Linked DNA regions of Homo sapiens: region 1 is linked to region 2. Evidence: chromatin loops called from intact Hi-C (ENCODE). Cell type or tissue: Caco-2. All regions are shown on one strand.

Region 1 (5,000 bases), 70 kb before region 2:
ACACGGCCGGAGAGAGTTGCCCATTTTCCTAATAGAAAACAACCCTCATTTTTCACTAACGTCATGTAGAAACTCCATACCATTAACAAGCCTTTAGATCACCAACTTTGTTTTGGCCTTATTAAAATGCTGGCTTGATTTATGGTATTTTTTTTCTAATGCTGCCCAAATAAACCTATAATGAACCTAAAGTCTCGGGCAGCAATGCACATTCTGCATGCACAATAAAAAATGTAACTGAAAGCAAATAACCAACAACTCAGAATATTACTGAGGAAATCTGTAAGTGTAGACGAATATGTAAAAAAAAAAAAAAAAGGCAAAGGTTCTCATAAACACAAACTTTGACCAGTTAAAAGTCCACTAGAGATTACATAAGAATTTTGGAAAGTGTATATGTATAATCAAGTAAAATATTTTAAACAAGTCCGTTGTGCCTCAGTTAGTTTTAAATTGCAAACTCCAATACACAGTTCTTTTAACAAATTAGTGCAGTATGAAAGATTTTGCAATATTAATGTGTCCATATTAATTAGATCAAATTGAAGATTCCAAAATTTCTTCCAAGAGCCATCTTTTGCTGCTGCTTTTTTTTTTTTTGGCAACAGATTCTCACTTTCTCACTTTGTCACCCAGGCTGGAGTGCAATGGTGCAATCTCGGCTCACTGCAACCTCTGCTTCCCAGGTTCAGGCAATTCTCCTGCCTCAGCCTCCCGAGTCGCTGGGACTACAGGCGCACGCCACCACACCCGGCTAATTTTTTTGTATTTTTAGTAGATACACGGGGTTTCACTGTGTTGACCAGGCTGGTTTCGAACTCCTGAGCTCAGGCAATCCACCCGCCTCGGCCTCCCAAAGTGCTAGGATCATAGGCGTGAGCCACCCTGCCCGGCTGCTGCTTCTTAAGGTATTTCTTCCCTGAGCTGCTTACGGACATTACCTGATTTAGACAAATTTATCCAAATATCAAACTGCCTGGATGAGAATGTAGATTTTTAAACTTTTGTATCTCAGCAAACAATGGAGTTTTACCCATTGCCTGGTGAACTGAGTAAAAAGCCACTCATTTTGTTTCATTTCTCATTATCTTTAAGAATAACTGTATGGATAATTCTAGTTCTGAGGTACATTTATTTACCAAGTTCAAACTGGGACCCAAGTGGAACACTTTTGCTTCTGCTTCTATAAAGAAAAAAGTCAGATACGGTGGCTCACATATGGTGGCTCACGCCCGTAATCCCAGCGCTTTGAGAGGCTGAGGCAGGAAGATCACTTGAGGCCAGGAGTTTGAGACCAGCCTGGGTGGCATAGCAAGACCCCGTCTCTACAAAAAAAAAAAAAAAAAAAAAAATTAGCTGGGTATGGTGGTGTGCGAGGCACTAGGATTACCTGATCCCAGGAAGTAGAGGCCACAGTGAGCCAAGATCCCAACACTGCACTCTAGCCTGAGTGACAGGAGACCCTGTCTCAAAAAAAAAAAAAAACAGAAAGAAGGGTGATCTCTCTCATGAGGCAGACTTCCTACAAATACATAGCTTTTGCACTCTTTCCTTTTTTTTTTTTTTTTTTTTTTTGAGAAGGAGTTTCACTCTGTTGCCCAGGCTGGAGTGCGCGATCTCGGCTCACTGCAAGCTCCGCCACCCAGGTTCATGCCATTCTCCTACCTCAGCCTCCCGAGTAGCTGGGACTACAGGCACATGCCACCACGCCCGGCTAATTATTTTGTATTTTTTAGTAGAGATGGGATTTCACCGTGTTAGCCAGGATGGTCTCAATCTTCTGACCTCGTGATCCACCTGCCTCGGGCTCCCAAAGTGCTGGGATTACAGGCGTGAGCCACCACGCCCGGCCTGCACTCTTTCCTTTGTGAAATCACTGCTTGCTGTTTGGTCATCATCAGTTAAGACAGTACAGTTTCCTGGGGATGAGGGGACAGAAGCCAGGTTGTCATCTCAAATGCCGTCCCTCACATTCCCACCACTGCTCAGGGGAGCAGCTCTCTATTTTTAAACATGTTTTAGTAATTATGAATATGTGTTCATATGAACATTTTAAATATTACTGGCATTTGAAAGATACATTTAATTTTTTTTTTTTTTAGAAAAAGCAGGATGACATTTTTAAAAGCTATGTAGGAGGGCTGTGCTCATTCATTTTCAAACAGAAAGCGCAGTTGCCTGCCATACAGCTGAACCCTGGCCAAAGGTCATGAGATTATCTCTAAGAGATCACATTTCTCAAGAGAAAGGCACTTGGACTGGGTCCTTTGTGTACTGGGTCATGCCTTGTAAGCATCCCATAATTACCAAAAAATGCTGCTGGAGGTCCCTTCTTAATTACTGAGCACTTTCGTTCCGAATCAAGCAGAAATGAGTGGCTAAGCTCAGGGCCTGAAATAAACTGAGGGAGGCATTGAAGGGAATTGCAGCTAGATTTCTAGATTAAGTGCCTTTAATTTAACAACAAAGCCTTTGAAAAATGAAAATAGACTTAGGCCGGGGGCGGCGGCTCATTCCTGTAATCCCAGCACTTTGGGAAGCTGAGGCAGGTGGATCACCTGAGGTCAGGAGTTTGAAACCAGCCTGACCAACATGGCAAAACCCTGTCCCTACTAAAAAATACAAATAAAATTAGCTGGGCGTAGTGGTGCACACCTGTAATCCCAGCTACTCGGGAGGCTGAGGCATGAGAATCTCTTGAACCCAGGAGACAGAGGTTGCAGTGAGCCAAGATTGCACCACTGCACTCCAGCCTGGGTAACGGATGAGACTCTGTCTCAAAAAACAAAAAAGAAAATAGACGGCTTAAATAAAACCAGATTTAGAATATTAGTGAATCCCTTGACACGTTTTTATTTGGCTTCATTTCTTGGCACCCCTGTGAACCTTACTGGGAAGTAATGTAGAATCATTCAGAGGAATTTCATTATGTTAAATAATACTTAAGATCTTTTTTTGTCTTAGCCATAATATTTAAATTTCTGAAAGACAGTTATTTTCGGAACCTGCTACTGCCTAATGGATGGTGTGACACTGAAAGGTAGAAGAAAGGAGAGGTGTTTTGTGTTTTGTTTTTTGTTTTTTGTTTTTGAGATGGAGTTTCACTCTTGTTGCCCAGGCTAGAGTGCAATGGTGCGATCTTGGCTCACTGCAACCTCCGCCTCCCGGGTTCAAGCGATTCTCCTGCCTTAGCCTCTCGAGTAGCTGGGATTACAGGCATGTGCCACCACGCCCGGCTAATTTTGTATTTTTAGTAGAGATGAGAGTTTCTCCATGTTGGTCAGGCTGGTCTCGAACTCCCAACCTCAGGTAATCCACCCACCTTGGCCTCCCAAAGTGCTGAGATTATAGGTGTGAGCCACCGCGCCCGCCCGGGAGAGGTGTTTTAATTAGATCAGTTTATTGTCATTGATAGAGTAATAAAAAAGAAGCCTGAAATTATTTATTTTACATTATGTAAAATGAGGGGGGAGGAGGAGGGAAGGAAGAGGGGGAGGATGAGAAGGCGGAGAAGGATGAGGAGGGAGAGGAGGAGGGGGAGTCACTGATAAGGTAAAAGAATAATAGATTCACTGATAAGGTAAAGGAATAGTACAAACTCTGGAAAGAGCTTTGAAGATCAATTTCCCTAACTTGTCAAACTTACATTACTATAATGTACACATTAAGCAAGGTAAGGATGGGGCTGCGTTTTGAACATTGTAGCTGTTCAATAATTATGATGGAGTGATGGATATTGTGGTGGAGTTGCATCATGTTGTTATTAAACCACTGTGCCAGTTTTAGAACAAACTCCTCCCTCCTCATCCTTCCCAAGCAGTGCCAGGAACCCAGTGTCAGGGCTTGAGAGGGAACTGTCCAGTGGGGCTGAGGTCAGAAATGCCAACTGGAAAAGACACGGAGAAGGGAGCCGTGTTCTTTTCTGAAGCATTACAGAGAAAAGTGCCTTTGAGGGTCGGGTCAAGTTTGATTGTTAGTCAAATCCAGCACCTTCTTTTAGTAAATTATGTGCTGGCAACAAACATGAATGCTATCTCACAATTCTCACAACAGAAGCATTTATTATTGTATAGTAAGGTTACAGAGGTGTAATATCAAAACAGAAACCCTGCGGGCGGGCGGAGCTCTCTGCATTACTCCAGTTGCTGCTCCTCAATCAATTTCACCAAAAATTGGGATTACAGAACACTTTGAAAGTGCAGACATCGGCACTCGCCCATGCTCTTTCTTGCAGACAAGTTCACTGGGTTCTCCTACATTACTGTGCATTAGAATTCACATCATGTTCAAAGTACAAAATCACATATTTTTTACTTTAAGGGCCAAAATGTAATCCCAACATTTTGGGAGGCCAAGGTGGGAGGATTGCTTGAGGCCAGGAGTTCAAGACTAGCCTGGGCAACATTGCAAGATCCTTTCTCTACAAAACGTTTAAAAATCAGTGGGGCATGGTGGCAAGCGCCTATAGTCCCAGCTACTTGGGAGGCTGAGGTGGGAAGATTGCAGAGCCTGGGAGGCTGAGACTGCAGTGAGCTATGACCACACCACTGCATTCCAGCCTGGGCGACAGAGTGAGACCCCGTCTCTTTAAAAAAAAAAAAAAAAAAAAAGCAAAATAGGGATTTCCAATAGTACCTTTGACTACACAACAATTTTTGAGATAACTTTAAAACAACTCTTACTTAGAATGTGATACATTATAAGTAATATATACATATATGTTTTTTTATCAGGTCAACTAGACGATCAATATATAATTAGATTTATGAAAGAAAAGCTAAAATCAATGCCTTGCAGGAATCAAGGTTATATTTTGGATGGATTCCCAAAGACCTATGATCAAGCAAAAGACCTGTTCAATCGTAAGTTTGAGTGTTCTATTTTGAGTATTTATATTCAGATAAGTTGCAACTTTATTGTTCAGAGAAGTAGTCACTCAATTAAAGTAAACAGAAAACTAGAGAGACTATTTATTTTTGAGCTTTGGCTCACCTTTCTTT
Region 2 (5,000 bases):
TATTTAAAATTCTAGATTGTAGACTGAAGTATGCAAACATTTTAATATGTTTTTAATTTAGGTCTTGCTATCACAGATGAAATTTTGCTGAGTAAGGCAGAGTGGTCCAAACTTTTTGAAGCTCCAAACTTCTTTCAAAAGTACAAGTATGTATTTTAAGGCATGTCGGACATGTTGCTCTCTTAAGTAATGGTTTAATGGTAGCACATTATGACATTTCTTCTTGCTGGACTAATGTTATTGGAAGAATTTTCTTTCCTGTCACAAGGACATACTGTTTTAGTGAACTCCTTAGTTTTTTTTGGTTGAGGTAATGAATGTGAAGCCCCTTTGATTTTTCTGCCCGATCTAACTGAACTCCTGCTACATTTGTAGCAACATAAGTTCTGTAGGCATACATCAGTCATGACAAAAACAGTACATCTGTATACAGTGGCAAGTGGATGCACCCTGAAAAATCTGTAGTTAATAATTCTCTGCTAAGAAACAGTATTTTTATCTAATTCTGGAAACTCATTAATTGCTAGGAATCTTTAAAACAAAGACAAAGCTAATAAAATGTCAATATATAGCCAATTAAATGTTTTCAATAGTTACAGCACATTATTGGCCTGCCATTTTCCCCCAATGTTATAGCCCCTTCAAATATTTCTACAGCTAGCTTTCATGAATCTAAGTGGGTGTTAATCATTTTAATTAATGGTTTAAATATAATGGTTTAATACCTTAGTACAGGTTAAAAGCTTCATTAATTGTGTTAGTTTTGATGAAAAATGTAAGTTATAATCTTATTTAAAAAACAGACAAACCACAGACTTGCACTTTTATTTGCCCTGGGCTGAAAATGTGCCAAAGTCCCACTTAAAATTTTTTTTTTAATGCTTGAAGCTTTTCTGACCATTTGATCTTGTGTTGGATTGTGTTTTGTAATAATCTAAGCAAGATTGCTTTATGCTCTTCCCCAATTAAAAACAAGAATGATGACCTTCATGATGTCTCTGTGTTTTGTTTCTGTATCTTTTGCATGAGAAAGCAATAACGGAGCCAGTAATTGTGTTCTCGAAGCACTACGTTGTCAGTAAAAATTAAAATAGCATAATCATTAAATACTCTTATTTTACTACGAATCCCCCCATAAATTGTGATTTCTGTTTGACAGATAATTTTTCTTTGTTTTTATTTTAACCAGTGTAGAGGAAGTACCTTGGAACATTTAAACTAATAAACATGTATGTAGATACTTTTAAAACTATGATATAAAAGAGACACAGTTACATGTAAGGAGAAGAATAAAGGAATTGGTTTTACAGGAAAGTGCTAGTACCCCTTAATTCCTGGAATCAATGATGAAACTAGATTCAAACTTTGTTCTATTCACTTTCGTATAGGACTGTGACGGGGCTTCTTTCACTTTAAGAAAGATTAATGTTTACACTGAACAAACCTTAATAATGTCATTTTATTTGAACAAATTCACATCATTAGAACTTTGGTGCTTTTTCTAAAGCTTGCTTAATGTTTCTTTTAAAAGTTTTAAACTATGCTTCAGTCCTTGCTGGATAGTACCTGTAAGTTCTTTGACTGGTTAAAAGATATATTACTAATCTTCACTGAAGTTTTTGTGAAATAATCAAATTTTTTTAGGTTGTAAAAAAAGCAGCAACAAATAGAGGAAATTACATCAGGAAAATTTGCATTTCAGCTGAGTGTCTTGTGAAAACTTTTAAAATATGACAATGGGCTAGTTTTATCCATACCAAATTCTATTTATATTTTTAATTGTTCTCCAGAAATTTGCCTCTTTAAGATAAAGTGATGACTATCATTAGGCTTTTGGAGGTGTTCACAGATTTGAATTTTTAAAGACATCCTCATATAAAATACTCCAAAGATTGACTGTACAACCAAATGGAAATGTTTAGTCTTCCCATGAGTCACAAGTTGATTCAATCTTATTTGAGGCATATCATGAAATACTGTCAGTTGATATGTGTAGGATTTTAAATCATGTGAAATATACCTGACATTCTTGGAAGGAGCCAGAACCATGGAGAAAAATCTCGTTTGTTTTAAAATGCAAACTAATCATCTTCCAGAAAGACTTATCAGTGTTCCTCAAGAAAAAGGGGTAACATTGTTTTGTGAAATTTTTGGAGTTCTAAGAAAACAGTTTTTTAAATGCCGCTTCTGAGATAATTCAAGTTAACATGTAACTAGCAGTAAATCATTAACATTAGGAAATGTGAATACTTACTTCAGTTGTTAGATTTCACTAGGAATAAAGGAAAAGTATTAGGAAAACCAATGTATTCTCTAAGGTGCAAGATGATTTTATAATTTCATGTGTGTATACAGTAACCTTAAATTTGTTAAAAAAGTTAAAAACAGGAAACTAAATCTTGGTCTTGAATTACGTAAACATAGAATTGCAAACATTTTTGACTAAGATATGCCAGCTTTTTATTGTACATCTGAGTTATGATCTTCCCAGGTGAGATGAAATGGTCTTCAAGAGATTCACTTAGAGAATTTGTTTTGCAAATAGCAGTTAGGTAATAAAGTAACTAAATTAAGTGTTTTTAGGGCACTTTGCATAAATTCTAATTATTTTGGGATACATTTTTATAGTTAAATTTATTTTTAACTATGTTTTTAACTATTTTTATTGGAAACTATATATTTTTAAATTTGGGGAAAAGGTAATGGCAATTGCATCAAGACTTCAAAGTCTCGCATGGAGGCACTTGCGCATCATAAACATGACAGTTTTAAACATGGCACTTGTAAAATAGGGGACCATGATTTTTCGTACATCAACAAAATGTCTAATTTAGATGTACACTAGGTTTCTGTGGTCTGATTGGGACCTTAAGAATTGAGTACCAATCCTGGTTTTAAAAATTAAAAATAGAGATATTTAGAGAATGCAGTTGGAATTTTGTTTTGTAAATGAATTCCTAATGACTCAAAATATTTGCGGGTTTTTTTTTATTAAACTTAACTATTGCATTTTATATCTCAACTCAAATTTGTTTAAATGTGGCTGAGTAAAGGACATTTAACCTCAGCATAAATACTTGTTAGAATTACTTAATATTTCTACCTATATGTGAATGTGTGCATTTGTGTGTAAGATATATACAGAGTAGGTACTCTTTCCCTTTTGGATTTCAGTAAGAAGTTATGTTGAACTCTAGGATTCAAAACTTTGAATTGCCAGCAAAACCGTGTCCAAATGGATTGTATGTTTTCCCTTTATAAATAAAGAACATTGTATATCATTTAAGGTTTTGTTGAAGACTAAGGTGGTTATTAAGAATTTCCATTTTAATAATGTGTTGTAAGAGTGATTTAGAGACTGCGGGAGTTTTGTCCCTGCCCTTAGATGGACCCAGACAGCTTTGTGTTTTTGTGTACATGCCTGATTTCTATACTTCATTGTCTCCTGTTACAAGTCACTGTACTTTCGTGAGAGAGCTCTTTCTGCATGTTCTTTACCTTTTTTTTTTTTTTTAACCAGTTAGCCATTTTTAATGTTTTAGGGACCTAGAAATCAGGTTACTGAGCTTGTTAGGATTTTGTTTGATTTAAGAGCATTTGGAACTCCGAGTATGGGTTTTTCTACACATAAAATACATGATTTTTTAATGCTTTTATATGACTTTTGTTGATTTATTTGGGCCATCTGTGCTTGCTCATGTATTTGACATATTCCAAATAATGCTGAGCAAATTAAACTGGTAAAGGAAGTATTGGTTTGTAGGAGTTTGGACTGCATATTCACATATCCCTATATACCTTGTTTTTTATATATCTATCTCTGTTACCTTGAGTTTATAGACTTCAAGTTAACTCCATTGAACTTTACAATACCTCTGCCAGTAAAATGTGTACTATTATCCCATTTTACAGATGATGTACACAAGACTTAGAATTGCCTAGGATTACATAGCTGTGAAGAATTAAAACCATTTTTCTTTTTTTTGTTTTGAGACGGAGTCTCGCTCTGTTGCCCAGGCTGGAATGCAGTGGTGCGATGATCTCGGCTCACTGCAAGCTCCGCCTCCTGGGTTCATGCCATTCTCCTGCCTCAGCCTCCTGAATAGCTGGGACTATAGGTGCTCACCACCATGCCCGGCTAATTTTTTGTATTTTTAGTAGAGACGGAGTTTCACTGTGTTAGCCAGGATGGTCTCATCTCCTGACCTTGTGATCCGCCCGCCTCGGCCTCACAGAGTGCTGGGATTACAGGCGTGAGCCACCACACCCGGCTGAAACCATGTTTCAAATACATTTTTTTAAAATAAGTTTGGTAGTTTTTCTCTGGGTCTAGGTCAGATTTTTGCTCTTGGTTAGAAACTATACTTATAAAATGTGTTAGAAAGTATTAGGAAGGTTTTAGACTTTTCAAAGAGTAAAATAATTTTAAAATTGTGGTTATACTGCTACTTTTGAAACTAGTGTCAGTACTAGATGATGTCAGTTTGCTTTTTGGGGTAGAGATTCTGGTGTGAAATTTGGCCCCCAGCACTTCTAAAATGGGTACTGTAGAAGAGTATATTGGATTGAACTTTTTTAGTCGTAGGAAACTGAATCATTGTAGTTACATTTTAGTTGTAAATAGTTTGTTTTAAAAAGACTTCATTATTTATTTGATCATGATGCTATTTTCTGAAGTGAAAACTTGGCTTTTGTCTAATATGAATGGGATTGAGTTTTGGATAAAAATCAGATTTCTTTGTTGCTGTCATGTTAGTGATTTTTTTTTTCTTTTTTGATTATAGAAATGTATACTCTTAAAATTGGGAAAAAAATCACAGGGCCTAACTGCAGTATTCAGTTTAATTTTCACTACTATTTCATTTGAATTTAAAAGCATGATGTGTTTGATACTGTTTTTGAAGTTACTGTTGTAGTATGTGTATTTAGTGATAAGTTTTTGTGTCTAAAGCAATGGTGTTTTGATTCTATTGAAACATTTTTGTTATAAGTAGATTATA

Evidence for each region. Peaks named below come from ENCODE experiments on the same cell type or tissue, not always from the same donor. Only the 100,000 strongest peaks of a DNase experiment are listed, where the experiment ranks them.
Region 1: it touches region 2 in a loop (11-fold over the local background); 1 of 110 quality-filtered maps calls a loop at or near these places.

The regions. Positions count from the first base shown.
Region 1 is chr14:96,466,745-96,471,744 of GRCh38, forward strand. It overlaps AK7 (adenylate kinase 7), which reads left to right. Exons shown (of 18, transcript NM_152327.5): 13 at 4,734-4,862. Among named protein-coding and RNA genes, the nearest start is that of PAPOLA-DT, 33 kb to the right of the region's middle. In Caco-2, no CTCF peak of the experiment used is centred here; DNase peaks (open chromatin) are centred at 1,857 and 2,227.
Region 2 is chr14:96,536,915-96,541,914 of GRCh38, forward strand. It overlaps PAPOLA (poly(A) polymerase alpha), which reads left to right. Exons shown (of 22, transcript NM_032632.5): 12 at 62-146. Among named protein-coding and RNA genes, the nearest start is that of PAPOLA, 37 kb to the left of the region's middle. In Caco-2, no CTCF peak of the experiment used is centred here; no DNase peak of the experiment used is centred here.